6 separate regions of the Mus musculus genome follow, and all the other regions are linked to region 1. Evidence: chromatin loops called from intact Hi-C (ENCODE). Cell type or tissue: heart. All regions are shown on one strand. Links, peaks and the distances in the headings refer to the core of each region. The heading gives the core; the rest is flanking DNA.

Region 1 (5,408 bases), core at 330-5,329:
AGCTGTGACAGAGCACAGAGACCTACCCTGTCACCAGAGCACTGCACCCTCCTCTCCTGTCTCCTGTCCACCCATGCAGCACCTTCAAGGACCTGGCTATGCCAGTGCAATGCAAATGCTGTTAGTCCCTTCATTTATTGCTGAAAATCACTTTTCCTTTGAAATAAAAATGTTTATATGTGATACGAGAGGGACTAGGACTAACTATGAACATGCTGGGTAAGTACTCTGCCACTGAGCAATTATTTTAAGTAATTATTTTAAATGCTTTTTAAAATTGTATATCTATGGGTGTTTTGCCTGCATGTGTATCTATGTACCACTTGTGTGCCTAGTAACCTAGGCTGCCAGAAGAAATACCTGATCCCCTGGAACTGAAGCCACAGATGGTTGTAAGCTGTCATGTGGGTGCTGGGAGCCAAACCCGGGTCCTCCAGAAAGACCTCTTTTGGACTTTCTATTTTGAAACAGGATCCCACTAAGTTGTCCTGATGGTGTCATCCTCCTTCTTCAGTCTCCCCAGTAGTTCAGATGACAGGCCAGCACCACCAGGCTCAGCTGGAAAAGGCAGCTTTGTTAGGCAGACCTCTCAATCTCTTCTCAACAAAAGCACCGGGTACAGTCCTGAAGGCTCCACAGCCCGCCCACCCCCACAAACCCCAGCACCACAGCCGAGGACCAAGTAAGTGTTCAAACACACAAGCCCTCGGGGAGCATTTCACACCCAGACTATAACTGCTAACAATAAAAACGTTAGGGGAATATGAGAATATATTTTTATATGTTTCTAGTTTTGTCAAAGCCTAAAATGTCTGTATGAGTATAAACGACTAGGAAGAAGTTCCATGAAACGTGTAAGGTGCTGCTGCTCAGTGCTCAGATTCTCTGGTGCTGTTGCCCAGTGCTCAGATTCTCTGGTGCTGTTGCTCAGTGCTCTAATTCTCCTTCATGATCTTCTATAATTTTCCACTCTGTGTGTCCTCCAAGAACGTATGCCATCATCAGAACCTTCTAGAAAGTTATACGAGACTCAGACTTGCTCAGGCATGCCAGAATCATTGTGCATGTACCACAGCATCCCACACCCATCACACACTAGTCTGCAGGCTGTGGAAGACTTAGGAGTCTGTCCCCTGTGGCTTCTCTGGCTTCTCTCTGGGATCAACAGTAGAAAGTCTGCTTGGTGTCCGCTCCTCTCTTCAGAAGTATTTTGCTAATGAACCATTGTGGACAAGTTTCCATTAAACAAAACAAAACAACAACAACAATAACAACAACAACAACAACAACAAAACTATATTATGGTGGTGCAAGCTACTTGGAAGGTTGAGGAAGGAGGATTACAAGTTCAAGGCCAAGCTGAGTCACTTAGTGAGAAACTATCTCACTGTTTTAAAAAAAGATAATTTTCATGTGTTTTGCCTGTATGTATGTCTGTGAACCACCATGGCTATCTCTATGTCTGGTTCCTGTAGAGGCCTAAAGAGGCTGTCAGATCCCTGTGACTGGAGTTACAAGTGGTGGTGAGCCACCGTGTAGGTGCTGGGAATTGGTGCTTGTCTTGTGTGTAAGAGACCCTCAGTTCTATGCCACATACTGAACCAGGTGTAGAATGTGGGGTCAGTGCTCTGCCTGCATGTGGGGTCATTCATCCTGCTACAGTAGCTGCTGAGGTGGCTGACAGCCCTGGGCAGGGACCCAATGGAACCCCGGCATCATGGTAATATATGTGAAAGCTGTATGCACCCGTTTGACCCTGCAGAGTCTGTCCTCTTGTTGACGGGCTCTGTGACCAACAAGACAAGATCACACTCCTCATCTTCAAGGCTGCTGCTTCTGGTGACAGCCCTGGTCAAGAGGTATAACCCAGACTTACCTTTAAAGTCTGTGTCCACAGACACCCAAGAGCAGGGACCTGTTTGCCCTGCTCTGGACTCAATCCCCAGAGCTTTTTCCTTGCTGTGTGACTTTGAACAGGTTACTCAACTTCTCTGTGTCCAGGACTTCTCATTTATAGGGTGAGAATGGTACTTAAAGGGTGTGCCTCGGCCACACAGGGGTCTCATGGGAGTGTGTGCTTGCAGTGGACCGATCATTCTAAGCCCCATCCAGCTGTTTACCTTGGCTGTTGAAATTAATGTGGTTAGAGCCCAGTGTCTCCATCTCCCATATGTGGACTCTGCTACGTCCTGGCTTATCAATGGCTTTCCTGTCTTGAACCTTATACTCTCCTCCTGCCTGCTGATCTGGCTCTGTCGTGAGGTCCTCCACCAGCCACCCCTCCATGGCTCACTTCCTCCAGATCACTCTGTGTCTGGGGAGGATGGTGGGTGGTTTCCTCACCGTCACGCTGACCCAGCAGGAAGCTGTGGGCTTCGTTCACATCCGACTGTCAGCTACACAGCATTGCTGCACCCTATGTCTTGTGTAATGGAAGTGGACCTCAGCACCCAGCGCCACCGAGTCAAACTAGGCTCTGCAGTGACCCCACACTGACACCGTGGGGTCAAGTTTCTTCAGGCCGTGAAAGCACGAGTCTGCTCTACAAACAACCGGACTGATGTCGACATTGCAATGTGATGCAGAAGCCATTTGATACCTTTAAAAAAAAAAAGAAACGGGAAATGGAGTTTTCGTGTCTGCTGGTGCTGAAAATGGAGGATAATGACAGAATTATTAAAAACTGTCTTCTCTGCCTCAGACTAATTGCTTATGGTCCATGAGGCTGACTCTGGAATCCAGATGGGAAGCGCTGGATCCCAGGCCCGGGAGACAGGTGTTGGAAGGCCTCAAAGCCAGAGCCACAGATGTGTGGGATCTGGAGCTCCTTAGGTTCGGGATAGACCCTGTTCTTGGTGGGTCAGTTGTTACATTTGCAGGAAAGCCTGGATGGTGACAGCCCTGCAATTTGAAGATGGAACTGTGAGGCCCATGGTGGCTCTACAGTCCTGGGGTCGGTTGGGCTGAGGAAGGGAAGTGGATTTGTCTCTTGCAGGGCTTCTTCAGAGCCTTGAGTAAGATGGTGATGAGAGTTTGTATCAAACAGTGTTGGGAGCTTTCCCCTGGTACACATATGAGAAGGGGAATTGAGGCTTAGAGACAGCTCAGTCAGAGGGTCCCGAGGCATCAGATCTCCACCCCGGCCTATATGCTTCCTCCACTATCCTCTGATGGCTTGGGGAGGCCCCAGAAGAACCAAGCCACAACCTCCTGGGTGTGAAAGATGGAAGCTCTGAATGGCAGAATGGTTGCTAGTGCTCAAAGATGATTTGCTGAAGTGTCTTCTATCTGTCTGGTGGAGTCTCAGGCTGAGATGACTAGGGCCCTGTGCCAGTTGTGAGGTTATGGGTAAAGTACGCCCCGAAATTTCCCGTTGCAGAGGCTCAAAGGTGAGCTGCATCACTCTGTAGCTGTGTGATTTTTTTGGAAATTGTACTCAAACTTTCTGTGTCTAAATCATCCAGACTCATGGGTTTAATATTGAGTGTAATTTCAGTTAATAGATACAAAATATGGGAAAATCTTAAGACTTTGAGCCAAGTTATAAATATCTCTACTGCACATGAGTAGAGTTTAGAGTCTATTCCACTTCATGTTGATTGACAGGTCAGCCAGATGGACCCTGTTGTAGACAGAGAGGATAGTGAGTCTTTCCTAGAAAGAAAAGGCAGAGGAGTGGTGGTAAGCTTCTCCAGTGCAATTCAACCAGTGACCAGCAGATGGCAGAAGCAAGCCAGGAACCGAGCCTGGCCCTGCCCAGGTGCTTAGAGAAATTCTGTCTGGAGCTTTGTGAAGATTAGCTTTGTCAACTTGATACATCCTAGAATCATCAGGGAAAAGAGTCCCAAAGAGGAATTGTCTTGGTCAGGCTGGTCTGTGAGCATGTCTGTGGGGGATCGTCTTGGTTACATTAATTAATGTGGGAAGACCTACCCAGTGTGGGCTGCACCATTTTCCAGGCAGGGGCTCCGGGGCTAAGAGTCAAGAATGCTAGAGCATTTAGCAAGCATTTCCCTCTGATCGTGCCTGTGGATCTGAGGTGACCGGTGCTTCTGCCTTGGCTTCCCCACAATGAGGGGATGTAACCTGAAATTGTGAGCTAAAATTAACATTAACATTCCCCGTAAGCTGTTTTAAAAAGATTGACTTATTTTATGTGTACGGCTGTTTTGCCTGCATGTATGGTTGTGCATCTTGAGTTGGTCTGGTGCCTGAGGCCTGATGAGGGCTCTGGATTCCCTGGGGCCTGAGCCTTCAAGTGAGTGTAGGAATTGAACCCAAGTGCCCCAGGAAAATAGCCAGTGTTTTCATATACTAAGCCATGTCTTTAACACCCCCACCCCAGCTTGCTTTTTTGTTAATAGCTCTATCACAGCAAAAGAAACCAAATGAGAACAACTGTATGGAAACCTCCCGTATAAGAGCCATCTTTCATTCAGAAAGGGCCCTGGTCTGGAGAGCTCACTACCAGGTGGGTCGACTCCTACACTGATAAAACATTTGTCAGATCGCTCTGTGTAAGACTAGAGTTCCCTCTCTGGGCTCTGAATGTGGACATGTGTTTGTTTTATGCCTCGTGGTCAGGGATGGGGGTGGGGACAGCATGTGCCTGGCTAATGTAGCATTCCTGAATCCAAGTGTCCAGTGAGCGGCTATCTGCCAGGCACTTTGCTCTCTTCCAAGAGGACACAGCATAAGGGTCACTGGGGTTTGCATTGCAATCAGGTAGAAAGAAAACATCTAATAGGTGGGTAAGCAAGGCAAGGTAGAGTGGACAGGTGCCCGGTGCAAGAAAGCAAATATGGAGAGACTGTGGGGGAGCATCTGCAGGAGCAGGGAAGGCTGAGGCCTGGCTCCTGGCATCTGTGGGAGCAGGGAAGGCTGAGGCCTGGCTCCTGGAGGAGCTGTGGAGAACTCCACAAGCAGAGGGAGGGCCTGGGCTCATATAGACAGCTGGAGCTCCTCATGTTCATGAACGAGAGCAGAGGATAGGTAGCTGACCAGAAAATCTGGCCTAGGAGGGACAAGGGGGTGTAGGTGCCAATCTGCCCTGTAAACAGGGCAGGCAGGGGAGTCCTGTCTACAGAGAATGGGAGTCACTCAGTAGTTAGACAGAGCCATTTCACATGTCTCAGTCCGTGCAGGTTTGGCTCTGAAGACCTCTTTTTTTCTGAGTGGCCTCTTGTAGGAGGACTTCATTCCCTAGGGTGGCTTGGAATACACAGAGGGTTCCATGTGCTTCCACTGACACCACTGTTCCCTGCACACGCCTGGCCCTTGTGAAGTTGCACACCTGACTCCAGGGTCTCCCAGGGAAGCTGGGGGCAGACAGAATTGCAGGCATCTCCATCTCCCTGCCTCCAGCTTGTTCTGGCTCCTCCCTGGGGCAGGTTTGAAAGCCCAGACAC
Region 2 (5,408 bases), core at 100-5,099, 690 kb after region 1:
AGCCATAATTTTATATTAAGACGCTGAACGGTTTCTAGAAAAGGTACCACTTTCTGTCCCTCATGGACACCCTAGTATGAAGGCTCTAGGGCACTTCTCAGCAGGAAAGAAGCAACAGGAAATCTGAGGCAGGAAGCAATAACGCCCCACAGTCTTGGCACAGACCTAAGGGTGAGGAACGCAGCCCTGGAAAAGCAGGCTTTCCCACAGAGTTCAGTTCTGCGCGTTGGGGCTGCCTTTTTCGTATTTTAACGGAATGAGCCTCAGTCCCCCCCACCCCCAGTCTCTTCCTGATAGAGAGGAAAGCTCAGGCTTTTAGCTGGGAGCTGTGGGACTGTTCCCATCAAGACAGGAGCAGCCTCCAACTCTTAAAGATGGCTTGTTCACAAAACGCCACAAAAACAGCTCTTCATCTCTGAAACCGCCATAGCAAATCTCTCCCCGGTGGGTTAGGTGTTTGTGTGTGTTGCTGAACACGCTATCTTTTCTAAAAGATTACTACTAAATAAGAATGCTCTGGAGAGACCAATGCGGAAATAAAAGGATGGATCTGTCAGTTTTGGTGTCTCTTTCAAGGAAGAGAAATGTGATACCGTAGGCTTCGGCTCCCTCCTGCTGGCCCTCCCTCACTCCTTCTCCTTCTGCATCCTCCCCCTTCCCCTCTTAGCCCCCCTTTCAGCCTCTTTCATTTTTGCCTCTTTCCCCTTCCTCTCCTTGCCCTTTTGCTGCCTGCTCAGTCTTCTCTCTCTCTCTCTCTCTCTCTCTCTCTCTCTCTCTCTCTCTCTCTCTCTCTCTCTCTCTCTCTCTCCCTGCTTCCACACTATTCCCTCTCTCCCTTCTCTTCTTGCTGTTTTCTCAACGGCTTTGTCAAAACTGCTCAATTCTCAACAGTCAGACCGGAGAGACACAGGCCTTGCAGCCATGCCGGCAAAGAGGCAGTGACATATTTACATATTTAAAGGTAAATGAGCCCTGTGTGGTCACTACAGGTACAAGGTACAGTTTGCATTTCCTAAGACAACACAGCCTATTCCTGGAAACAGTGCTCCACCCTGCCCCACCCCACCCAGTGCTAAACCAGCAGTGATGGAGAGACCCAGCTGTGTAGAAGGCAGCCTCTCACTGTGTGGACAGTGGAGAAGGCAGAAGAATGGCTGATGTAAGCGCCTGTAAGGGGGGCCTCTCCACAGGCAGCTGCCAGCCTTCTGTCAGCAAGATGGACAAAGCCCCAGGAAGGGCACGCTGTGTGACAACGGTGTGCATTAGCTCCAAGGCTTGGCAGTCAGGGCAGCCCAACCTGCAGCCTCCTACATGGGACTGCACAGAGTTCCATGAGACAGGCTAGGAAACCACAGTGGGGTGTCTAGATGCGTTCGGTGGATCAAAGTGGCATTTCCCTTTAGAGCATTACCCAAGAAGTATGGTAGAGGCTGTTGCTGTGATATGATGGGCTGAGTGGTTAAAAGGGCTTATGGCTTCCTTCTGGCTGTTCTAGGTCACCTGTTAGGGGCTCTTCAAGGCATGCATGGTGCTGATTCTCATGGGCATCCCTAATGGTTCTTCCTACAAGCCAGTGGGCCATAAGCACTGGAGGTCTCTTTTGTAGAGCTGGGAGATAAGTCCACGCCTCCCTCTTTGGAGGCCGCGTTCTCCATTAAGCACTCCCCCTGTCTAAGTATACACAGTCTACAGCTTTGCAGGAGGTGGACCTCCCACTGCAGACAGAGGCGTCCTATAAGGCTGGGTCAGTGGAGCGTTATCACCATGACAGGCTGAGCTGAGAGTTTCTGGTAGATTATGTTTATTTCTTGGCCATTCTGTGACCACCGTTCATTTAGGGTCAGAAAGTTCTTGCACAGCTGCCCCCATGCTGTCCCGGGTGCTGACCCACCCGGGAGCTGACCAGGGTGCTGTCCAGGGTGCTTAACCAGACACCCTGTCAAGTGCCAGGGACGAGCTAACCACTTCAGTGGGATCCAGCAACACCTCTGAATGCTGCCCTCTAGTGGCAGCTCCATTCACCCACTTGCCTGAGTTGTGCCTTATCCTGCTGACCATGGTGTTAGGTTAGTGGTCTTCCTACCACTCTAGGCCAGCTCTAACCTGCTCTCTGTGCACCACTTCTGGCCCCAGCTTCTTGGTCCCAGGTCTGTTATTTTTTGTTTTGCTCTGTTGTGTTCTGTTTCTAGACAGGATCTCACTGTGAACCTTTGGCTGGCCTGGAATTTGCTATAAAGTCCAAGCTGGCTTCGAACTCACAGAAATCTCCCGGCCTCTGCCTTCCAAATGCTGGGATCAAAGTTGTGTGCCACCACATCTGGCTCACTCTCAGTTTTCATTGTCAAAGACAAAGTGACTGTGTAAGTATGGTTCAGAGAATTTGTCCAGTCTGTGGCTTTGACACAGCCACTCAGGCCTTCAGTTCAGGATTGGGATGGACAGTGGTGCAGCCAAATTCCCTCCTGCTCAGAGTGAAGGGAAGTTACAGTCTAGATGAGCCTTTTCAAAGAAGCCCAACCAAAATGACAGCCAATATTCTGGTGCTAAAGGTGGTCCGTGCAGGGAGCACCTGGATGACATAGGCTATCAATGGGTAGTGAGAAAAGACCATGATAGAGTTGGATCCCAGTGGGCAGGAAGCGGGTGGATGGAGGATGATTGAACAGAATTTGGAAGACATGAAATGATCAGCCAGGGACACGAGTGTGCACAGAGAGAGGATCCAAAGAGGATAAGTCAGTGATCACGGACATGTGCATATGTATATGTGAATGTGAATATACATATGAACATGTATGTATAAGTGAATGTTTATATATGTAGTAATGTATATATACATATAAATGTGAGTATTCATATAAATATGTATGTATATGTGAATGTATATGTATATATGAATGTGAATACACATATAAACATGTATATATGAATGTGCATGTAGATATTAACATATATAAAAATGTATATATACATATGAAAGCATATGTAGATAGGACCGTGTATGTATATATAAATATGTTCATACATATGAATGTGTATGTATAAGTGAATGTGTACATACATATAAACATGTATGCATATGTGAATGTGTATGTATATGAATGTATATGTAGATATGAATGTGTACATACATATATGTATGTAGATAGGAATGTGTATGTACATTTAAATGTATATATGTGCTCTGCATGCATATATAAATGTGTATACATGATTTGTATGTACATATGAGCATTGTAGTATGCATGTAAGCACATACATATATGTGTATACATGTATATAAGAATATATAACTATTAATATTTTTGGGGGGGTTATTCCTTCATTTCTCACTTTCCCAGAAGGCAGAAATCTGCAAGACTGAAGGCAAGAACGTCACTCATCCTGTAGCCTCACACCCTATCCCTATGGAGCTTGGGAAGAACCTCAAGAAACACTCCCTGCATGTTTAATGGCTGAAACCTACCTGGACCCATCTGCTGAGGCGAAATTATCACTGGCCTGTGAGCCAATCATAAAGCTGAACTGAAGCCATGGAGCAGACTAATGGGGAAGGTATCAGGGGTGGGCTATCATGGGAAGGTATCAAGGGTGGGCTATCACAGGAAGATGTCAGGGGTGGGCTATCACAGGAAGGTGCCAGGGGTAGGCTATCACAGGAAGGTATGTCAGGAATGGGTTATCACAAGAAGATGTCAGGGGTAGGCTGTCACAGGAAGATGTCAGGGGTGGGCTATCACAGAAAGGTGTCAAGGGTAGGCTATCACAGGAAGATGTCAGGGATGGGCTATCATGGGAAGTTGTCAGGGGTGGGCTATCACAGGAAGATGCCAGGGGTGGGCTATCATGGGAAGGTGCCAGGTGTGGGATATCACAGGAAGGTACCAGGGGTGAGCTATCATGGGAAGTTACCAGGGGTGGACTATCACACCAGAAACTCTCTAAGACCACAGCTCTTTACTCAACCTCAGCCCCTCCTTGATTAGGAGAGCAGGGAGAGTCAATCTGTGAGGATTTTCCTTCCTGTCCTGGCCTCTGTGAAGATCGTCAATAATTCAGGGCAATTTTTCTTCTGATTAGTGAGAGTTATTTATAACAACGTCATTATCCCAACCATTCACTCCTCTGGAGTGCCTCGCATGCACGGAATGCCTGATTGTCCTTCCATGGAGATGGCTGCATGTGCACTATCACCAGGGCGTGTGGTGCAGAACCCACATCTCTAGAACTCTTGGTGGTCATCATACTTAATGAACTATGGCATGTTCCAAAGGTGTTGCTCTTCTGCATGTATGGCTCCACCAGAAGAAATATAATGCCATCCCTAACAGGCTGTGTGTCACGACTATACCAAGTGCCTACAGCACAAAGTGTCTAACATCAGTCTAAAGAATGAGGGAAGGAGTTTGTCTGTCATATACTTTTGTCAGGAGCTACACAGCCCACTGGGGCTTCTGGGATGGACAGGGGTCTAGCTGTTATCATTCTCTTCTATATTTACAGAGAAAAGGGTGTGGTGTGTACAGGGCATACCATGTGCATTAATTACATGGATAATAATCACAATTTCCATGTGTCAGAAAAATACACTTGCAATGCCTGACATAACTACCCAAGAAACATCAATTTTATACACTAGGTTTTATTCTTTTAGATAGGTTTTAAATCAGGACACACTAATTCATCTTTAAAATCAACACTTTATCTATTTCCTTAGTATAAAAAAATCTTGTTGCTGTGCTAGGCCCCCACAGAGGCCACACACTGCCTTTGTGCAACATTTTTCTCAAGGTTCTGTCAGCTTGTACCTCCCCTATGACCCTTCTATCCACAAAAAAAATGCCTATTCTATGTTTTTGTAGTGTGGCCTTGTGCTGGTATGGGTATGATGTTTTTTCTGTGGTTGCATTGAGTGTCTGGATTGTGGGGAAAGCTCACAAATACAAGATGGTTCTGTCGCTATGACACCCACAGGATGAATCACTATCTATTCGGACTGTGGGTCATGGCTGGCACAGTTTCTGTCTGGTTTCCCTTGAATGGTATTGACTCCTTTCTCATGAGTACCACTAAACCCTGAGGAGTGAGGCTGTTTCCCTACAAACGGCACTTGTCTCTTCTCCTTTGCTCTTTAATTGATTCATTCACTCACTAATTAATTAATGCCTTGCATTCAGGGACAGTTATTACTTGAGCTATTATCCAGTTCTCTTATTCTGATATTCACCTCAGTCTGGCTTTGGCTGTGAGATTTTCTGTTGGCTCCTGTACCATTGACACACCCCATCTATTGGGGTGCATATTATCTGGTAGGCTTTTGCACGCTCATTTTGAGGACTTCATTATTTTCTAGTGTAAGATCGTCCAGCTTCATCGTGTTCCTTTTCTGCTCCAGTACAAGAATAAAC
Region 3 (5,408 bases), core at 296-5,295, 380 kb after region 1:
TGCATTTCAATATCACATAGCCCAAAGCTAGAAGACTGAAGTGAGATTTACAATATTTCAAACTAAATGAACATGAAAATGTAACTCATCAGAATCTGCGGGTTGTGGAGAACGCAGTGTACACAGGAAGCTTCTGGAATGAAATGCAGTGATCGGAAAATACGGAAAATGGAAGATTCATAGTGTGCGTTCCACCTCAGGGAATGAGGTGGAAAGGCAGGTGCATGCAGCCCAGAGCAAGCCCAGGACAGATATGATGAGACCTGAAAAGAAAGCCAAGGATGTTGGAAACAACACCAACAAAGAAAGTCAACACACCTGAAGACCGATGCAGTGGACTTCCTGTGGCCCTCGCCAAAGTCACACCCTGAAACCAACCCCCAAGCTGAGTCCCTTGGGAGGTGATGGGGTCGTAGTTGGCTTCAGAGAGTTGCCCCACCCCTACCCATCAGTGTCAGGACACAGTGATAAGGTTCCATCCATGAACGAGGACATCAGATCTGGTGCCCTCAATCTAGGATTGTGACTTCCAGAACAGTGAGACACAGACCTTTGCTGTTTATAAACCACTCTGTGTTGGGGATTGGTTCTAATGCTTCGAATTATTCAGGAATCTGCAGGTCTAAATGCTGAAGGTCCCTGTCCCCAACTGGCTTTTGATTGATCAATAAAGAGTCACAGACCAATAGCTAGGTGGAGAGAGAGAGGGAAGGGAGCTTTTAGATTGCCCAGGCTTGGAATTGGGAGAGAAGAAGATAGAGAACCACCATGACTCAGGGAAGAAGGATGGGATATAAGGAGCCACTGGCCACTTCCCCGCTTGGGCCTGGGATAGCAGGGGAAGGTTTAGTAGTCTCAGGAGTACTGGAGCAGAGCATTTGTTAGTAGGGAAGGTTTAGGAGTGCCCAGCCTTTGAGCTAGTCACAGCATAGCATAAATTAACTGATGTGTGTGTGTGTGTGTGTGTGTGTGTGTGTGTGTGTGTGTGTGTGTGTGTGTGTGTGTGCGCGCACACACACACATACACACACACACACATGTCCTTCATTAGCCAATCCAGATTGCTCCTGAATGAGCATGCTCTTATGTCCTAATTGGAACCAAAGCATTGTAGCCAACTATGGCTAAAACTTGGCCTCTGGTGTTGTGCTATAGTAGCCTTAATAGTATAAGAAAATGAGGACAATACCATATATACCCTATCCCTGTTGGGATGGGGGAGTAAACCAAAGAGGCCATGGGTGCAGATGACTCAAAAGTTAAGAACTTTTGTTGCTCTTGAAGTGGATCTGAGCTCAGTTCACTTCTCATAACTTACATGGTGAATTGCAATCATCCATAACCGCCATTTTCAGGGATCCTACACTCTCTTGTGGCCTCTACTAGCACCATGTTGAACAGACATACATGTAGCCAAAACTCACACACATAAAAAAATAAAATAAAATTTTAAAACAGACACCATTACTGCTGTCTGATCTCATAAATATTGAAGTTATAATTAAGAAAATTTAACAAACTAGTCATTACAAATTTGATATCTGATATTTGAATAGTAAATAGACCTACTCTTTGAAAGATAGAAGAGGGAAAACTTACATAATGAGATTAAATAGGAAGAGGACATTGGACTGTTTGTTAGTGATCCACCACACACACACACACACACACATACACACACACACACACACACACACATACACACACACACAGACACCACACTTCTGGTGAATTCTACTACATGTTTAATAAGCAGTTTTTATGCATTATTTGTGATTTCTTTTAAGAACAGGAGCATAAACAGGATTCTGCCTGTGAGATCAGAATCATAGTATCCCCCAAATAGAAAACAACCCTGAAAGAAAGTAAAACCACTCACAGAACCTCTCGTGAACACACGTGTAGAAATCTTCCAACGTATCAGGAAACACAGTCTAATGGCGCTCAGATGCACCACAGCCAAGAAGAATTCGTGCCAAGCATGTGGGAATGACAGAACTTGGAAAAGGGTCAAGTATGTTCCACAAACCTTTTTATCCAGTACATAGAGAAAACCGTACAATAATATCAAGTGGTGCAGGAAAAACCACCAGGCAAACTTAATACCACTTATGGCAAGGACACAACAACAGAATAAGACTAGAGAGGAACCTTCCCAATATTATGTTGAAAGAAAACAAAGACTGGAGAGATGTCTCCTGGTTAAGGATACATTTTGACTCTTGCAGAGGACCAGAGTTTGGTTCCCAGCAACCACATCAGTGGCCTAAACTGCCTGTAGCTCCAGCCCCATTGAATCAGAAGTCCTTTTGTGGCTTCCATGGGTACTGCACTCATGTGCACGTGTATACACACACACACACACACACACACACACACACACACACACACACACACACACACAGGGACAGGGACACAGAGAGAGGGGAGGGAGATGGAGAGATTGGGTTTCATGCACATACACACATGCACACTCATACACAATAATTAAAAATATTTTTAAAAAGAAAAGAGCAGTTCTTTAGCACCAACAGTTGGCATTATACTTCTGTAAAATGTTTCAATCTTTTCCCCTCACAAGACAAAGGGTGCTTCCTCTCACAATCTTTCTTTAGCCTCATCCTGAGTGTCTTAGATAGAGGAGAAAAAAGATGGTGATAAGCCGAGCCACCATTGGTGGAATATAATTGCCTATGCAGAAAATGCTTAAGAATTGATGCCCAACTCCCAAAATTAATAAGGGACTGCAGTAAAGTTGTGGATGTCAGGTTAGTGGAGCTACTGCTTCGCATAGATTTTTCAGTGGGGGATTCAAATCCAATCGTGTTTATAATATCAGCTGTGTATGCAAAACATGCATAAAATATGCATGTAGAAAACTAGGGCTCCCCCGAGAGAAGTCAGAGGCTGCCCATGCTTTTGTGTGAGAGATTAACATCGGGGATCTTAACTCTTTGTTCTTCTTTTTAAAACTTAAATTTTTTATCAGTTAAGTTGGTTCCTGGACAAGTACATACATTTATTCATTCATGCAATACCTTTCAGTTACTCTTCTTCCCACAGCCTCTCCTCTCCCCTTCGTACAGCTCTCAGTCCCCTCCCTGACATGTCCCTATCTCAGATTCATGACGTTTGGTTTTAGCAGTGACTCATTTAGTTCAACCAGGGTCATCTACATGAACCCTGAGATTACCTATTGTAGCATGAAGGGATAACCAGTGGGCACAACTGCTCCCCCTGCTGGACTCTATCAGCAGGAAATATTTCAACCGAAGGGAGCAGAGGCTCCCTGAGCCCTTCCCACACCCCTGCCTCACTGATGTTGGGTCTAGGTTTGTTGTTTTTGTTTTTCTTATAGTGTGTCGCTATGTATCCACACTCACCTCACTGCCTTGAGGTCTCTTGAATGGGCCGGGATTACAGACTCATGTCTTCATGCTCACTACAGTCCTTCATATCTAGTTGTAAGCTGGATAAAGTCCAATAATAGCAACAACAATAGTAATAAATTAATAATAATAATAAGGATAATGATAATAGGGAACATGATATCTGGCATGGAGCTGGAGAAGTAGCTGAGAGCTCACATTTTTGTCCACAAGTAGAAGGCAGAGAGAGCTAACTGGGAATGGAATGGCCCTTTTAAACCTCAAAGTCCATCCCAATGACATATCTTCTCTAACAAGGCCACACCTCTTAATCCTTTCCGAACAGTTCCACCAACCATGAGCTGAGCATTCAAGTTTATGAGCCAGCGTGGAGCATCTTCACTCAGAACACCACAGCGTGTTTTATATCTTACATCTCTCATTGTTGAAAATCTTTTACTTCTTCCTTTGTAGACTGCAACCATCCACTAGATCAAATTCAGGTTCCCCAGTAAGTCAGTTTTCTGTTGCAAGGGACAGCACTTTAACCCACTGGAAGTCCTGTCTCAGGTTTGATTGCGCGTTCTGCCTGGCTTTGATTGTGTACATAAGAGGGTGAGGCTGAAGGCTGTCACTTCTTATTGGTAATGCAGGTAAACCAGGACTTTAACTCTGTTTGAAGCCTGTGTGCTACAGAAAAACAGCATTGTGAAGACTTCACAGAAAAACCCTGGGGAGATGGGATGCCCTGTTCTGTACTGTACTCTTCTTTTTCCACAATAAAGGTTGGTTAGCTTTTAAGCTTCCTACACTACATGCAAGTGAGAGGAGAATCTGACTTAACCTCGTGTGATGTATGCTACTGAAATATTACAGAGTTTCATTTTCAAATGCTCACTCGGGGCTCCGGAGCTGGGGCAGCCTTCTAAAGAATAGCCAGCAGCTTTGATCCTAGCTAGAGATCTGATGGGGAATGTGCAGTAAATGAGCTTGGCCCTGAAGGGAGGATAGCCCAGTGAGAAGATGCCCACTGCAGAAGCCAATTGTGAGGAGCAGTGTTTGAGCCCTGGGACACACATGAAGTATTTGAGCACACTAGGACTACTTGTACCCCAGTGATGGGGGAGAGAGAGAGACACATCTCTGTTGTTCGCTGGCCACCAGCCTAGCCTGATCTGCAAACTCCAGGATGGACATTCTCTCTCTCTCTCTCTCTCTCTCTCTCTCTCTCTCTCTCTCTCTCTCTCTCTCTCAAATGTGAGTAGCTCACAAGGAACAATAAATACTTAAGGTTGGCTGCAGGCCTCCATACGTGTACACAAGTATGTAACCAGAAACATGGGTACCACATCCCACATCAGCATAGGCACTCATGAATTGAAACAACGAAGACTTATTTTACTTCTGTACCTCCCATGGAAAGAGGGTTCTCCCGGTATCTCTGACACAGAAGCAGCATCGCTTCCAAGGGCTGACCCTGCACAAGGCAATTGGAGGAGTTAAGGCTGCCGCGGGAGCCCCAAGCACTGGACATTGAAACATATTAATAGAAGTTGACAGACCAATCAGAGTGTGAAGGAAACGAACCTGAGAACACATTTGGCTTCTTCACGTGAAAATGAACAGACTCGGGGAGAATCAAGGCCAGTTTAGATCCTTACCGCCCGCCACAGCACCGTGTCCTGCGTGAGGCCGCTCTGCTAAAATGTTGCTGGGGGCAAGGAATCTGTGTCCTTAGAACAGACATGTTACACCATTCCAAGGCCAGCACACATTTCCTTTATTTAACCTGTTGGTGATAGTATGCTCTCCTGTGTGCTTCACAGGCCACCAGGTCTTACCATCAGAGAGCAACTGGTGCTGGAGGTGACAGGCCACAGGCAGAAAAATCCTATTTAATTACCTTGCATCCTGAGTCTTTGGTGAGTGTTTGCATGTAGACCTTGGGTGGCACACGTGGAGATCTCTCTTCTTCCGGAGTCAAAGGGGAGTGTGCAGGGTTCTGGAGTGACATCATGAAAACCACCTTTCTCTGTGTGT
Region 4 (5,408 bases), core at 215-5,214, 80 kb before region 1:
AAAACATACCCCACGTAGGCAAGTAGACAACATTGGGCACTGAACTGTAAACTCAATAAGTTCAAGGCCAAACCAGAGTATCCAGCCTCAGTGACAGAGGGTGCCCTTCTGGGAAGTTCTTCTCACTCAGGGATGGTTAAAAGGCCCTCCCGTTTAAACCAGTCAAACCCAGGAGAAATATAAGGAAAACAGTATTTCAGACTTAATAACATCAATGAGTGGAGAAAAAAAAAATCACAAAAGGTTCTAAGTATTCACTGATGGCTTTGGTCATTTTCCAAATCTCAAAGGGGCTGAAGGTTTGTAACCAACTTGAAGGTCATAGAGTATGTGGCCTGTCACAGCCCTTTGGAGGAGAAGACAGACGCCATGGTCTTCACGCAAAAGGAAGGCCCCTGAACCTGTGAGCTGTTGGGCTTATGTTCTAGAAGACCTAAGGATAACTTCTTAGGTGGCTTATACCTTCTTTATCTTTCTTTCCGTTCATTTCCTTAAACAAGTAGAAATAGGCACTCCTGGAGGTACTGTGTTCGAGGTAACAGCAGTATTTATTGTTTTATTTGTGTACGTGTAGACGGCTGTAGTAAAGTGACCTATAAACACATTCAGCATGTTCATTTGCTGTTGTACTGCTGTGTGTTTGGTTTTATACGTAGAAAAACAAGTCACGTAAGCTTTTGTGAACTTGGACTGTTCCTTCCTGGAGACAAATTAAACAAACGTTACCTGGAACTTTCTGGTTTGATGTGATTTCTCTCGTTTTTAATGCAGTTGTCTTCCCAATTGGTCTTTATTTTCTGGTTATTCTCGAGAGTTGCGGAGGATGGGTTTCCGTCCCCCTGACCTTCATGCTGATGCTGTCCAGGAACAAGTGCTGCCATGCGGATTCACGCGTCAGAGGCATGTGGCTGTGAACTACGTGGTTGTCCTCCTCAAAGATGTTGAGGAGTAGACAGGAGAGGAGCAGGCTGCAGCTCCACTGTGTGTGCTGATCCACTGCGTGTGCCGTGTAGGACTATCCTGCCAGCCAAACTGCTACCATGGCCCTGCATTCAGCTGTGCCCTCTTGCAAAGGATCACCACAACTGGGTTGTTGACTCTTGACTTCCCTTCACAGGAGGATGAAGAGGATCATGGGACCCTCAATGGAGCCACTCCTAACCACATACATGCAATTGTGCTTGGCGTGTATGTGTGTGTGTGTATGTGTGTGTGTGTCGGGGGGTAGGGTAGAGCTTATGGGCTGGGAAGGAGAGGTTATGGGGTCCAACTACATGACCATGGGGGAAGGTTGGTCTGTGCTGGGTTAAGTCTTTCCAATGTGGCTGCTTTAAGACCACTGACACTACTGTGGCAGCCACCACTGTCATGTAAGGAAGCCTAAGAAACTCTGGTTTCACAGAGTAGACTTTGGCCATACCCTATCTTGGTTGATTATTGGGACTTTTGGAGGAGAGTAGATACCGTTCACATCTCCTCCAGGAGGGAATTTTAGCAACACCGTGGTACAATGAGCTCACACCTTAACTCACACATCTAGAAGATAATCAGCTTTTGAGGGCAGTCCGGGTAGAGGCGTGGTCTGCCGTAAGCCTTCCCAAAGATCTTCCTAAAGTTACTTCTGACAGGGAAGCCTCTTAGGACGCCAAATCGTGGTGATGGTGGTGCTGGGTTAGAAATGGTTCTCTGATATTAGCCAAAGTAACCAAATTGGAAGTATAAAATCCAGGCTTCTATTGTGCATGTAGCTGTTGGGAGGGGGTGGGGGGGGGACTAGGGGAAGCCACCAGAAAGTCCCAGATGCCAGAAAAACAAGAGGCTCCCAACAGGGATGACATTAATTGAAATACCCAACAAAGAGGAGAGAGAGCCTGTAGAGACCATATCCAGAGGTTAGACACAGCCCCCAGTTGAGGGATGGGGTCCACCCACTCATCACAAAATTTTAACCCAGAATTATTCCTGTCTAAAGGAAATACAGGGAAAAATTATTAAGCAGAGACTGAAGGAAAGGCCATCCAGAGACTTCCTCACCCAGGAATCCATCCCATATGCAGCCACCAAACCCAGACACTTCTTGATGCCAAGAAGTGCTTGCTGACAGGAGCCTGATGTAGCTGTCTCCTGTGATGCTCTGCTAGAGCCTGACCAATACAGATGTGGATGCTTGCAGCCAACCATCAGACTGAGTACAGGAACCCCAAGGAGGAGTCAGGGGAAGGACTGAAGGAGCTGAAGGGGTTTGCAACCCCATAGGAAGAACAACAGTATCAACCAACCAGACCTCCCAGAGCTCCCAGGGACTAAACCAACAACCAAAGAGGGATCCATGGCTCCAGCTGCATACGTAGCAGAGGATGGCCTTGTCTAGAATCAATGGGAGGGGAAGCCATGGGTCCTGTGAAGGTTTGATGCCCCAGCATAGAGGGCAGTGGAGCAGGAGTGGAGTACACCCTCATAGAAGCAAGGTGGGAGGGGCAGTGTACTGGGAGATTTTCGGAGGGGAAACCTGGAAGGGGGACAACATTTGAAATGCAAATAAACAAAATAACCAATTTAAAAAAAAAAAAAGCAAAGAAGAAAACTAAAAAAAAAAAAAAAAAGAAAGAAAAAAAAGTTCGTGAATGGCAGTTATTTTAGCAGTTGCTCCTCCATCCTCCACTAGGTGGTGACCAAACCTTTTGAGACCCTGATGAAATCTGTTATTGTCTTCTAATGGAGCAAACCTTTGTAGTAAAATCAAAACAGAATGGGGAGCAGAAGAATGCTTGGCTTCCGACACAAGCAGGTCCTTCACTGTCCTCTGCCACCAGAGATTAGATAAATTAGATACATTCCTAGGTGTGGTTAACAACAGTGGGGCATTCTCGGGTGTCCCGTAATCACAAGGCCCACCCTGCCTAGCAGATGTGAAATGACATCATCATTTATAAAATCTTGACAGAGAACCCACTTTGATAAAACATCAATAAATACACCTACACTTATCGATGTAATATTTACTTAGTGATAACAAGGCTTTAAATAAACGTGGAATATTAAAATGGACTGCTGCGAATTCAATTGTGAAGCTTGGATATGTTTAAACTCATGGGGCTCAGGAAGTGACACCCTGAACAGAGGGGTTCAGAAGTGAGATCTTTCTGACCTAATCTCTGTACTCCTTCTCTCTGAGGTAAGCCATAAAAGCTAGACCCGGAAAGCGACTGGAAACCAGGAGTACTTTTCTCTCCATCCATGGCCTTCCTGTGCAAGAGCTGGCCGAGAAGACTGTCTCCTGTCCTTACCTCAAAGACTGAGCCCCTCCCTGGTGTCACACGAGCACTTCTGCAGGACTGTGCAGGCTTCCTTACACAAAACAGTACACACACACACACACACACACACACACACACACACACACACACTGCCCTGAGCCATGGCATCTTCTGAAGACTCCTGGTCAAGGCAAAGCTATTGTGTTTTTGCCTGTCACCTGTCTTTTCTTGCATGCGTATACCTAGACCTTTATACTGGGTGACCACAGGACCACACCTTTCTGCATCTGTAGAGAAAGCAGCACAGTGTCACAGTCCTAAGGGTCACCTTGAGTTTTATGCTGCTCTTGCTGTGGACCTCCCCAGGCAATGGGGCATCTACATTTTGATAGAGCCTTGACACCCACAAGCTGAAGAACCTGCGTTTCTAGTGCACAGGTTGCGTTGCTGCTGTTGCACTGGCTCTGGGTTCGGATCTCAGGACTCACAACAGTGGCTCATAGTTGTCTGTAACTTCATTTGCAGGGGATCTGGCCCTTCCAGCTTCCCTGGGAATGGTGTGCATAACGGTGCACTTGTGTGCATGCAGGCAAAACACCCATACACATTAAAGTGTCAAGACCTTTTTAAAAAGAAGAAAGATGTCTTTATTGAGAACTTGATATGGGAAAATCATCTAGAAGCCTCTTTAAAGCTCCCTCCCTCTATTTAACCTTGTACCCACCCCAAACCCTCCAAAACCTACTCAGACAAATGACCAAAGGGTCTGATAATCCTACCAGCATTGTTGTTGATGTAGAAACATAAAGACAAAATGTGAAAAAGAGGGCAGGGTGATGGGTGATGGCTTTCTTGGTAAAGCACACGGACCTGAGTTTGATCCCCAGTACCTGTGTGAAAATCCAGGTATGATGGGCATACTTGGAAACTCAGTTCTTGGCAGGGGTCAGGAGGCAGAGGTGGGTGGATACCCAAAACTCACTGACTGCACATCTAGCTAGGTGTGGGTGAGCATCTGGGATGAGACCCGTCCTTAGTGCTGCAGGATTGTATAATGAGCATTTTCATCCCTAGGAAAGCTGAAAGATGTACAGCAAGCAACCACAGGCTCCTCGTGCTTGCCCCATAGCTACAAGAGTGCCTCATCAGCCCTGGCTCCTCCTGACTGAAGCCTCCCATAGCTGATTCCCTCTGGGCACCAGCTGTACTGTATCCCCCTGATATATCGCTGCCTTGGGAGCCTGTAGCCTTCCCTTGGTGGCCAACGTGTACAGCAGACTCAGGCTTTCGGAGTCACGCCACTGTTCCCATTCCTCAAACTGGTCCACCATTTCAGCAGAAAGCAGAGTCAAGCCGTTGAGAGTGCAGTCGCCTCGACTCTTCAACAGTGCCCAGGTGACTCTTGCATAAGGTGTTCCCGTATGGCTCCTGAATGAGAGAAGAGCAGCCTAGCTGAGCTGGGACCTGTCCTCCAGTGCCCAGAGGGGAGCCCCGGGATGACAAAGCAAAAGTAACACCCCTTCCTTTTCTCCTGGCAGCAGAAGTAGGGGAAGCTGGGACTGGGCTGAGATGCAGGTGAGGACCTGGCAGGGTCAGTTCTGATGTGCTAAGATATTTGCTCCCCCCGCCACACACACTGCTGGGTCTCTCAGGATAAGATTTATTTAATGCTTTTTTTTTTATTCTCAACTAAGGGTCCATATCACCAACTCCTGAGCAAACCACCAGGTTCAAGCCACCTTGTCCGACAGCACTGAGGACAAAACTCAGTGAGTGTCTGACACTCTCAGAAATGGGTTTGCGTAGAATATTTAAGGCAAAGCCATTCCTTCTGAGAGTCCATGTGATGCCATTGAATAGACATTGAATGTCTGAGGAAAATCGGCCTTCCCTGAGCCTTTGAGGTGAGTGTGTTGAGTGGAGGTGGCCAACAGTGCCTGTCACCTCCCTTTTCCTCCCTGGGGAGCTTCTGTTGGGTTGTCACCTGGGAGCTACGCAAGCTTTTACTGTGCTTCCACTGAGGACCCCTGGTTGGTTGTCACCAAAACCCCAGGTGTTTAGAAAGCATATTCCCTAGGGTGAAGATGCATTAGGTGTGGCTGGCACCTGAGATGACCACAGCCTAAGGGGGAAAGGCTAATCCCCAAATGG
Region 5 (5,408 bases), core at 258-5,257, 1.4 Mb after region 1:
GGGCTCAGCCTGACCTGGAGAGTGCAGCTAGCTGGACAGCAGTCCAGGCTGGCAAGGGATGCTGCCTACAGAGACATGCTGTGGAATCTTTGCTACTTTCTAGGGCAGGCTGACTGATACATTATTGATGGCTGTTCTGCAGAATCTGCATGCTGGGCTGCAGGGGTGTGAATGAAAGCCCCAGGGATGGCCGTTCTAGTTATCTTTCGACTCTCTAACTTGAAAATGGTCGAATCGCTTTTTAATGAATTCATTGCAACTCCACTGCTGATCCTGGGGCCAGATCCAGGAGCCCCTGCCCTGCTCTCCATACCTAACGGGAGCTAGGGAAGAGGGGGCCACAGGAAAGCAGTTGACCAATAGGGGTGACCCTGAACATAGTACGCCCACTGTGCCCCACACCTTCTTCTGTCTCTATGGAGGGATGGATACACAGGGGTAGAGACTGCCAAACTCAGGTCCACAAGGGCTCAGAGGCGGGTAGTAGACTCTAAAGCATGGCTGGCCTGCCCCAGCCATGATAAGCCAGGCTTCTTCTGGGTTCCTGCAGTATTTTTCTCAACGTGCTGGACTAGCTTCCTTTCCAGGGTCCTGCTGTCCAGAAGCAAGCCCAGCTCACCCTCTAGTGGCAGGCTGCTGTACACACACATGTACACTACATACATGAACAGAGACCTACAGGTATGTACACACATATGAATATATAGATATACATGCACACAGGTGTACATACATTCTAACAGGCATTCGTGTGCACACATTCACATGCACGCACATGTGTTCGTATATAAACATACATTAGAGAGATGGATACTGAGTAGATGGAGGTATGCATGGGTGGGTGGAGGGATGCATGTGTGGGTGGAGGGAGGCATGGGTAGATGAAGGGATGACAGATGAAGAGAGGAATCTTGTGACCCACCCACTGCTTATGATATTCCTGGAGCCAATGTCTGGAACTCACACACACTTCCCTGAGTCATGTGTGAGGTAAGAACTGGCCTTTCCAAACCTCTCAGGAGAACAGGAGTAGAGATTTAAGTCCTCTAGAGGACATCCCAGAGGGGTCCTTTCTACCCTGTCCCCCAGCAGTGCCAGTGAGAAGTGGGCAGGGTCCCCACAGAGCTGCCCCCTGCTGGTCAGAGGCTGTCACTCCCACAGCATGCTGCCTTTGGTCAAGAAAGGCACCTAATTCTAGTGCCTCTGCCTCTTAGTGAGCAGTGAGCACAGGGGCCACGTGACTCTCTGGTGTGGGCAGTGAGCAGGGAGGGTCACGTGACTCCGGCAGTGCCTGATACAGCATGTCATTATTCTTGGCTTGCCTTTCGCAGAGCACACCTGCGTGCAGGTGCTCACTGCCCCTTCACTGTGGAGCTTGTGAACCCAAACTGCTGTGACTTGCTTTTGCTCCCTGACTCTTGCTCTAGCTGGCAGTTCAGCTTTACCCTAACAGTGTCATCCCTTAGCCTGGCACCTTGCAGGCTGTCTTCCCTGTCATACTGAAGACTGTGCAGGTCCCTCTGAACCCTGACCTGCCCTTTCTTAACACCAGAAGTGAATGCACCCACTGAAAGCTGATGAGAAGCAGACATGGCCAGCCTCCTTCTGCCACAGCCCCCTACCACCAGGCTCCCACACCTCCAGGGAGTCCCAAGCAGCCTGTGCCAGGATGGAACCCACTGAGGAAGCCTGTATTCCTCATCTACTGAGCTGAGTCTGAACACGCTGTCTTTCCCCTCCAGAAAGTCCAGCAGTACACCGTCATCGTCCAGGCCACTGACATGGAAGGAAACCTTAATTATGGTCTCTCGAACACAGCCACTGCCATCATCACGGTGACAGACGTAAATGACAACCCTCCGGAATTCACCACAAGCACAGTGAGTACCTCAGGTTCTCGCAGAGATGCCAGCCCTGAGCTGTAATTCACAGGCACTTCCTTCTCTCTCAGTGGGGAGAAGAGCTGAATGGATTGTGGGTAATGACTGTCGAAGCACAGGTGCCTCATAAGGAGAGGGACACCATGCCGGCTACTTCTAGTGGGAAGGAAGGGCCCAGACACACCTGTGGAGAAAGCCCTAGGAAATTAGGGGTGTGGTGTGCCCCAAGATTAAGTGATGGCTGATACATTGCTGGGGCCTTTGTTAAGTCTGGAGGAGCTGACCAATCAGGCTACCATATCATTTGAAGAGGCGTGTATGACTGTGCAGTGGGTACCTGACTGGGAGATGCCCAGCTGGGCCTTGGCTATGGGCATATGTGCCCTTGAAGCAAGGGTCCCTTTCTACCTTGGTCCTCAGTGGAGAGGGGCTAGCCCCTTGTGGTTCGCATCAGCAGGCAGGGAAACTGGTCAAGACTGGCTACAACACTGGACAAGAGGTCAAGAGTTCTTGCTGAACACACAGGTATTCACACAACTATGGTATAGGAAGACCACTGTGGGCCTCCAGTCATGGGCCAGAGGAACAGACCCTCCCACCCTACCCTGGGAGGGAACTCTAGAGACAAAACTATCAATCACATGACTGTCATTTCTCCTGGACCCCATGGGACAGCCACGCTGCAGGGAGGGTCCCTACCTGTGAGACCCTTAGGCGTTCTTGGTGCACATCAGACATGATAATCACTTCTGTGCCTCCCAACATTCTGTGGGGCCCTGGTCTCAGCCATCTCTGCCTCCAGGACTCCCAAGTCCATGGATTTGAACAGTTCTGTGAACACAGTCCAGCCCATCCCTGAAGAGATGGCAGACTACAGGCCAGGGTGTACCGAGGGAAAGGTCAGGAGGTCACTCCCAGCGGTGAAGTGAAAAGGGGCATGTGTCCATAATAGTAACAAGGACTTTGCCAAACACATAGGTAGACACTCTCCCATCAGGTCCCAATCAGTCTACCCTATGAGCTTCTGTTCTGGGGTCAGGACATGGGACTCTGGGCACACAGCCCACAGGGAGCAGCTGGGACTGAACCCTGAAAATGGATGCCACGTGGAGAGGAGAAGAGGGGAGAGAAAGTGTCTAGAAGGCTGAAGCCCTGCTCAAGAGCCTGTTCTCATCCTGTTCTCCTAGACCACAGCGCCATCTAGTGGCCAAATAGAAGATGACTGACAACCAAGGTGGCTCGGGCCCCCTGAAGACTGGAGTGAGTCCTGTCCCTTTCCACAAGCAACAGGTGCAGAAAAAGAGGGGTAGAAGATTTGGCCAGGCTACTCAGCCTGGAGAGGCACTGATGCTCCAGCCAGGGAGACCCTGAGAAAGCTGGAGGGTCTCTCTCTGGGTTCGGTCTGTTCAGACTCTAGGGAAGCAGTCACTGACCCTGACCTGCAAGTGACAGCCCTGCCACAGACATCCTCTGCCCTGGGCCTAGATGGACAGGCCTCTAGAGGGCTTGCTGAGCAGTGCTCAGCGTGGCAACCACCTTCTGTGACAGTGCAGGAACTCTCAGCTGTCAGGTTAGTGCCAGGCCCACACAGGGGCCACCCCAGTCTAGACCATGCCTTGCCACAGCTAACGCAGGAGTTCAGGAAACTCATGCAGGGTAGCCTTGTCAGGAGTTGATTCAGCACCACACTCAGACACAAACCCACTTGTCTTAACTAGACTTCTATTGCTGTGATAAAACACCAGGACACGTTCTGACCACATTCCGTCATAAAGGGCATAAACTCAAGGCAGGAACTGAAGCATGGAGCCCCAGTCAGGAGCCATGGAGGAACACTGCTTACTGGCTTGCCCCTCATGGTTTGCTCAGTTTGCTTTCTCATAGCGCTCAGGAACAATGGTAGCCCAAGGGATGGCACCGCCCAAAGTGGACTGGGCCCACCCACATCAGCCATTAATCAAGAAAATGGTCTCACCGACTTGCCTACGGGTAACATGATGTAAACATTTTCTCCACTAAGGTTCTTCTTAAATAACTCTAGTTTGTGTTAAATCAACAAATAATAACAACAATAACAATAATAATAATAATAATTAATAAATAAAATAAAAACAATCAGGACAGCACTCTTGAGCCAGGCATCTGCTAAGTTAGGGCTACGTGTGCTCCCAGGAATATACCCTTCTGCCTATGCCAGACTGCTGGAGTACAGATATCGGGGTACAGAAACCACACAACTCTCCCAATTTCAGGACCCCTGATCCTACCCTCAGGCCTTTGGACGGTGTAGTCACCATGAGAACCAGGCCACAGGGAAGCCAAAAGAGTGCAGCTTTGGGCTCCTTCCCAACAGAGGAGATAGCACACCTCAGCGACCTGAACGGTTTTGAGGAGAACGCCTCCGGAGAGGGTGTTCATCACAGACAGATGGTACAGGAAGGAGCCTCATAGGCCGGTGTGTGATGTTTAAGGACCCAGCCTGCCTTGCAGTCCTACCACAAGCTCCAGCCATGTCAACTTTCTCATTCCAACGAGCTCTAAGAAGGGCTGCTATGTTCAGAAAGGGCAGGAGACCTGCAGATACCCTTGGCTCAGAGATAGACAGAGAGCCAAGAATCCCTACTCTTGTGTCAAATGGGCCGACTATCTGTGAAACTGTCTGAGGTCGAATTTAGCAGGACCCAAACTGGTAGCTCTGACTCCAAGGTGAGAGGCTGCTGCACCTGCTAGGCTACTGCCCAAGCCCAACAGTACTGCCTGAGGATGAGTACAGTGGGAGAGCGCCTGCCACAGAGCCTGCCACGGAGCACCCTCCACGGTAGCCCCAGGGGAGTTTCCTTCACACTCAGGATAGACTGATTTTGCCCATGGATCTGAGCTCTGTCCGTCCTGAACCACCACATACAACCTAACTGAACTCCATCTTCCCTCATATGCATGAGCCACACCGCAAATGCCCAGGCAGGTCCCATGCCATCTGAGAGGCGCATGAGAGGAAGGAAGCTCTGGAGTGAACAGCGGCCTCTCAGCTGGGGCACAGAAGAAATCGCTATGAGCCAGCCAGCACAGGTTGCTGGGAACAGGCAGCTGGCAGGTCACACTGGAACTTAAATGTGGAGTCTAATGGCACAAAGCTCATTCCAGGAGTTGGTCCTGCCTCCATGCAACCCATGAAGGAAGGTAGAAACCCCTGGTTCCCTGGGATGTGGAGGGCAGGGAGGGACGAGCAGGTAGCAGTCTGAAGTCCTTTGAGTATAGAACACTTTTCCACATCAAGCGCACACCTCCCGTCTGATACAAGCTCTACAGACTTCATACTTGCCAGGGTACCATCCAGATTAGCGGCAGACAGGGACACCGTCTTTTCTTCACAGTGGGAGTGTGCAGGCAGGTTGGCCACACAACACACACGGGCTATTTTTGTGAAGCTTAATCAAGAACAATCAGGCAAAGCTAAAGAGATGCAGGGATTTGCCAGCTCCGAATCCTATTCCCAAGTGTTAATTAAAAGTTATTTTCTTCTTGCTC
Region 6 (5,408 bases), core at 265-5,264, 1.4 Mb after region 1:
ATTATCCCGGAGATGGAAGGGATGCTGAGGAAGGCCAAACCAGCCCCTTCCTGTATTTAAACTCCTGCAACACTCATGTCAGGTGGAAAGAGCTGTTTCCTCCTGAGAGAGAGAGAGGGAGAGAGAGAGAGAGAGAGAGAGAGAGAGAGAGAGAGAGAGAGCAAGTGAAGGGAGTCAACACAAAACAACCCCACACAGAGCTGTAGGCCTGGCCTCTGCTCTTCCAAATGTCTCCTGACTCAAGTGTAGAGTGGGTGAAGTCACAGGCCCCTTACCTCCCAGCCCTCACGGAGTGTAGCTCTCAGGGTTCCAGCAGCCCCATGCTATCAGACCTTTGCAAAAACAAGCCTTTTCTGTGGTAACGACTATTGATCTTTTTTCTTATCACAAAAGCTACCTCTCTTTGGTAGAAAAGAAGTCAGTCCAAAAAAAGGAACTATCTGGCCTTTATCCCACAGCATGGTGGGAAAGGCATGTTCTGAAGCAGGCTGTGACCTTCCCCAAGCCTCATGTACCTGTCCCCTGTGTTCCTGCAAATCATCCCTGAAGCCACTGAGGCACTCTTTTGGCTCCCCACACATACCAGGGTCTGTCCTCTGTCTTCACGGACTCTCCTTCTGTGTTCTCTGTCCCCATCTGTGTCAGCAGAAGTCAGAGGAGCCATTTTAGCTGACACCATGAAACTCCTAAGACACAGACAGGACAGCGAACTTGAGGGTCCAGAGACAAGAAGGCCTCAGGTCTGGTCAGCTCTGTGCCACAGAGTCACCACACAGCTCTTTGTCCATTCACTCTGCCCTCTGCTGGCATCACATACGAAAGTCAGTACACTAAGGGAAGATAGCTGTCTCTGCTTGTGGCCTCTTGTGAGTGTGAGCATCCCTCAGGGACATCCTGTAAACGTCTTTTCTTCAGCCCGACTGGTGATGGTCACCACCTGAGCCCAGGCCAGTTGCTGGTTGGAGTGTGGACCATCAAGGCAGGCTGGAGTCATCAAGGCATTGCCGCAGCCAGGCCTGGTCCCTCCCTATGGACAGAACTCCTAGCATTTCCTCATGCTGAGGCTCTCACATAGGCCAAGTACCATAAGCTCTGATGCCTACAGCTGTAGGAGAGTCACAGCCCAAGCTAACACAGACAAAGCCATGTTCAGCCAGAAGACAGGGGGCCCCAGAGTCAGAGAAAACAACCAGCCCTGTAAGGACATCTGTAAGGACAGATGATGCTCTAGAAATCAGGTCCCTAAGTGACAGAGAAGACTGGCCCATAGGACAAGCCAATGGCTTCAAGGACCATCAGTCAGGCTACACCCACCAAGAGGACCCAAAGAAGAACCCTGGAACCCATGGGCCGTTAGCTTCCCAGAGCTAAAGGAGCTTCAGCCACACCCAGACTACATAGAGATGGGTGTCACCTGAGCTCTCAGCACCCTCAAAGTGGAGGGGAGGGGAGGGTAGTGTCTTAGTTAGGGTTTTACTTCTGCGTACAGGTACCATGACTAAGGCAACTCTCATAAGGACAGCATTTAATTGGGGCTGGCCTACAGGTTCAGAGATTCAGTCCATTATCATCAAGGTGGGAACATGGCAGCATCCAGGCAGGCATAGTGCAGGAGGAGCTGAGAGGTCTACTGATCTTCATCTGAAGGTTGCTAGGAGAAGACTGACTTCCAATCAGCTAGGATGAGGGTCTTAAAGCCCATGCCCATAGTGCCATGCCTACTCCAATAAGGCCACTCTTCCTAATAGTGCCACTCCCTGGGCCCCACTAACCACAGTGAGGATCACAGCTCAACCTGCTCAGGGCTGCTTCAACCTCCATCCTGCCTTAGAGCCTCCACTGCCAATGAGACAGTTGTTGTCTAACTGCCCTCAGAAACAACCCACCAGGTTGGCACAGATGGGGACAGATAGATATGATATCCCCAAATAGAAGAGCCAACCCAGGGTGCAGGGTAGCAGAAACTTTCTGGGCCAGGAGTGAAGGAGAGACCCCAATAGCTTGAGACCCAGAGTCCCTGGAGTCATTGCCCAACCACAGCCCTGGTCCACTTAGTATCCATATTGTACTGAATGGTAGCCCTGAAAATGCACCCTCATGTAGCATCTGGAGGCCAGAAGCATCATTACCTCTTTTGGAAAAATGTCCTTGAGAAAAGACATTCAGTCCTGGAAAGGTCATCTGGACTTGGGTGTACCCAGACCTACAAACTGGGGTCCAGTAAGATTCAGGTGGAGGAAGATCTGAGACAGACACAAGGAAGACCGTCGCCAGACAGTGTCAGAAGGAGGAGAAGAGGCCTGGGCCTGAAGAAGAGAGAGGGCATGGAAGGGAGGATGAGGGGACTAGATCATGTGATGGAGTCAGCACAGGAAGGGACAGGAAGGAACAGGATGACATTTTGTTATATCTGAGTCCCACACTCGAAACACCGCTGCTTAATCTACTAGGAAAGCCACCAAGTGAGCCGTGATATGATCCTATCTTGCTCTGGATTTTAGTCTTTTCTTACTTAAGGCCCCAGTAGGCTACTCAGGCATAAGCAATACTTCAGCTGTGTACCAAAAAGGCAGGTGCAGATACCCCAAGACCATCCCACAGACCACCGAGTCCCTACCGCCAGGTGAAAGTCCCATCTCTCAGGTTCTTCCTCTGGCATCTGGCCTGCCAGGTCGTGAGCTTCTCTGTGCCTTTTGTTCTTCTCAGAAGACACTACCTGAGGTGGCCTTGCAGGAAGCAGGGCTGAGTTCTCCCTCAAGAGGATCTGGCTTGGGGACAACAAGGGCACATATGGAAAGTCACGCTCTGAGCAGTTACTCCCATGGCCACACTGTGTGTGTGTGTGTGTGTGTGTGTGTGTGTGTGTGTGTGTGTGTGTGTGCGCGCGCGCGTGCGAGTGCATGTTGGCTCTGTCATGGCTGTGTCAGGCCATCAGTAAGCACAAGAGAGAGGCAGGATAGATTGCCATGATAAAGGTGTCTGTCGCTAATGTGGGACCTGATAGGAAGCTCTGCAGAGCATTGTAGAAAAACAGATGACCCTCTCTCTGGCCATCCCAGGCAAACAGAGAGGCTGCTTGCTTTTTAGACTTTTTCCAGTACTAGGAACTGACTCCCCATTCCCAGGGCCTCTGCTGGTTAGGCCAGGGCTCCAGCACCAAGCTGCATCCCAACCCAAGAGTTTTTCATCACTGGCTCCATAAGAAAACATCTCAGCAAGGGCAGGGCAGTGTGTGGTGACACAGGCACTCCCAGGAGCAGGCTGCCTGAGGGACACCACCCCAGCAAACCCAGAGACATCCAGGCACTTCCAAAAATATCCACAAACATTGAGACGTGTCCAGAAACCCCAGGGACATCCAGACATGTCCAAAAATGTACAGACACATTCAGAAGCGTGTGACATGTAGTAGGCAAGGACATCTGTATGGGGATTTCCAAGCGGCCTCTTCCACAGCATTTCCAGAGCTTTCCAGACAACACCTCCCTACAACCTTTGCTTGGCAGCAACTCAGGAGAAACAAGGCCAGAGAAAGCAGGACACTGCCCTTCCTTTTCCAAAGATGGAAACAAAACCCCAGACCCTGTCTCAGCTACCTTCCCAGCTCCACTCGGGACAAAAGCATCAGGACCAGGACAAAACCAAACCAACCCCGGGGACCCAGCAACCTGGCACTGGTCCCTTACACTGTTCCTCCCAGCCAGCACTGAGGTCCAGCCACAGCCTGCTCAGAGAGCCTGAAAGGGCCCTGAAACATGGCCCAAGCACTCAGGAAACTAGCAGGATCTGAGCCTGCTGTGTCCAGGGTGATTCTGGCCAGGCTGAAAAGGAGCCCTGGAGAGCCAAGGGCAGGTGTCAGCCAGGAGCGCAGGGGTGGAGGGGGCAGAGGAAGCTGGAATGGAATGCTAGCAGCACCTACTCCTGTTAGGAGCTCTGCAGGACGGACCCTCAGGGCTGTGCCCTGCTTCCCCTCCTAGAGCTCTCCCACACTCCATTCACTGCACTTCTTATTCGGGAGAGCCCCATACTTTCTGCTCTTGCCTATTTTCCTCTCCTCTGACTTCTTCCTTCAAGGGCTACCAGAAGTGGCCTTCAAAGGCATGGGGTCAAAGAGTCCACCATGGAGGCCAAGCGAAGAGATAGGAATGCCCATGGTGTGACCGTCATTAACCTTTAAGTATGAAGGGATGGTGACAAATCAGACAGGTTGGTCTCAGTCCCCAGATCAGGGTCTTCCTGGGCTCTGACAAGCAGCAGGACAGAGCGTAGCTTAGCTCAGGATCACCCAGTCACAGCCCACAAGCCAAGTCCAACCCTGTAGATGGGTACAGGGAGGTGTGTGTGGCTATGTGCCTGCGTGGTAAGTTGTGCCGACACATACAGGGTTACTCCATCGGTCCGGACACTGAGACCTTTCCTTGATTCCCTGTGGCATTCATCAGACGTAGGATGCAGAGTAGCCAGAGCATCCCCAGACAGTCCACATCACCTGTTGCAGCAGAGCCTTCTCCTTCCATGTAAAGACTTCACAGCACCACTTGTTCAGATCTGAGGTCTCAGACAGGCAGCCAGAGACAACAACCACAGCCACAGATGGAAACTGTATCTGTTGGTTATCTCTAAACTTTGTCAGTGTTTAACCAGGAGGCTTTGTACACAAATCCTCTAGATCCTTCCACAGCACAGGCTCTCACCTCCCTGCATGCTTCTCTGGAGGGACTGGGAGGCCAGGAACTGCCTGAGCCCAAGTGTCTACAACCTCTGTGTGCATGTGCGCACACGTGTGTGCACACACACACACCACACACTCTTGCAGGTGCGTGCACACACATGTGCACATTACCTCCCCCAAGGCCTTAGTACAAACCATTCCCTCTGCCGGCCATAGACCTCTCCAAGCATATTAAGAGGAGATGGTAAATTCAGTTAGCACTCCATGCCTACCACATGCTCTATCCATGTGCACAGAACGTGCCATTATCTGAAGTGACTGTTTTCCCTTATTTATTGCCTGCTTCCTTCCTCGGAGCCCTGCATCTCAAACAATGTCCCCCTTGGGACACTACTACACTGCTGGTATCTGTGATTGGCTCCTAGCACCCATGGGCAGAGTCTATGGATACTGCCCAGTGCCCACATAGAGCATTGGATATTCAGCAACAGAGCGTGATCTGCCCACAGATGTCAATGATCCTCATTTGGAATGAGCTGTCCTAGAGTCAACCTTGGAAAGATAGGAACCCCAAGGGTGGGTAATCCACACCCTCCAGGAGGACAAGAGGAAAGTGAAAGGGGGCAGTATGCAGCCTGTGGTTTGAGTCAGCATCCCCGGGGAAGCATGTGAGAGCCAGAGGGGTTGCCAGAAAGGGCTGAGAAGGAGCCTGGATTCCTCAGCCCTCCCTGCTTCA

The links. Hi-C counts contacts between places; a loop is a spot of excess contacts. Peaks named below come from ENCODE experiments on the same cell type or tissue, not always from the same donor. Only the 100,000 strongest peaks of a DNase experiment are listed, where the experiment ranks them.
Region 2: it touches region 1 in a loop (6-fold over the local background); 5 of 42 quality-filtered maps call a loop at or near these places.
Region 3: a loop joins it to region 1, with 2.7 times the contacts of the local background. A loop is called at or near these places in 2 of 42 quality-filtered maps.
Region 4: it touches region 1 in a loop (6-fold over the local background); 11 of 42 quality-filtered maps call a loop at or near these places.
Region 5: a loop joins it to region 1, with 6 times the contacts of the local background. A loop is called at or near these places in 13 of 42 quality-filtered maps.
Region 6: it touches region 1 in a loop (5-fold over the local background); 13 of 42 quality-filtered maps call a loop at or near these places.

What each region holds. Positions count from the first base shown.
Region 1 is chr2:178,503,868-178,509,275 of GRCm38, forward strand. No RefSeq gene overlaps it. Among named protein-coding and RNA genes, the nearest start is that of Gm35582, 4.5 kb to the left of the region's middle. In heart, for the core only: no CTCF peak of the experiment used is centred there; a DNase peak (open chromatin) is centred at 2,374; H3K27ac peaks cover 1,114 bases.
Region 2 is chr2:179,191,994-179,197,401 of GRCm38, forward strand. No RefSeq gene overlaps it. Among named protein-coding and RNA genes, the nearest start is that of Gm35948, 150 kb to the left of the region's middle. In heart, for the core only: a CTCF peak has its summit at 2,015 (motif pointing left); a DNase peak (open chromatin) is centred at 1,998.
Region 3 is chr2:178,882,655-178,888,062 of GRCm38, forward strand. No RefSeq gene overlaps it. Among named protein-coding and RNA genes, the nearest start is that of Gm35888, 35 kb to the left of the region's middle. In heart, for the core only: a CTCF peak has its summit at 3,243 (motif pointing left); no DNase peak of the experiment used is centred there.
Region 4 is chr2:178,423,697-178,429,104 of GRCm38, forward strand. It overlaps Gm35532 (a long non-coding RNA gene), which reads right to left. Exons shown (of 3, transcript XR_375413.3): 3 at 4,019-4,685. It also overlaps a transcript of Fam217b not described here. Among named protein-coding and RNA genes, the nearest start is that of Gm35532, 3.2 kb to the right of the region's middle. In heart, for the core only: a CTCF peak has its summit at 2,658 (motif pointing right); no DNase peak of the experiment used is centred there; H3K27ac peaks cover 373 bases.
Region 5 is chr2:179,872,330-179,877,737 of GRCm38, forward strand. It overlaps Cdh4 (cadherin 4), which reads left to right. Exons shown (of 16, transcript NM_009867.3): 8 at 1,743-1,880. Among named protein-coding and RNA genes, the nearest start is that of Gm36066, 71 kb to the left of the region's middle. In heart, for the core only: CTCF peaks have their summits at 618 (motif pointing left), 1,155 (motif pointing left) and 3,093 (motif pointing left); a DNase peak (open chromatin) is centred at 3,087; H3K27me3 peaks cover 674 bases.
Region 6 is chr2:179,864,496-179,869,903 of GRCm38, forward strand. All of the region lies in intron 7 of Cdh4 (cadherin 4), which reads left to right. Among named protein-coding and RNA genes, the nearest start is that of Gm36066, 64 kb to the left of the region's middle. In heart, for the core only: no CTCF peak of the experiment used is centred there; a DNase peak (open chromatin) is centred at 3,296.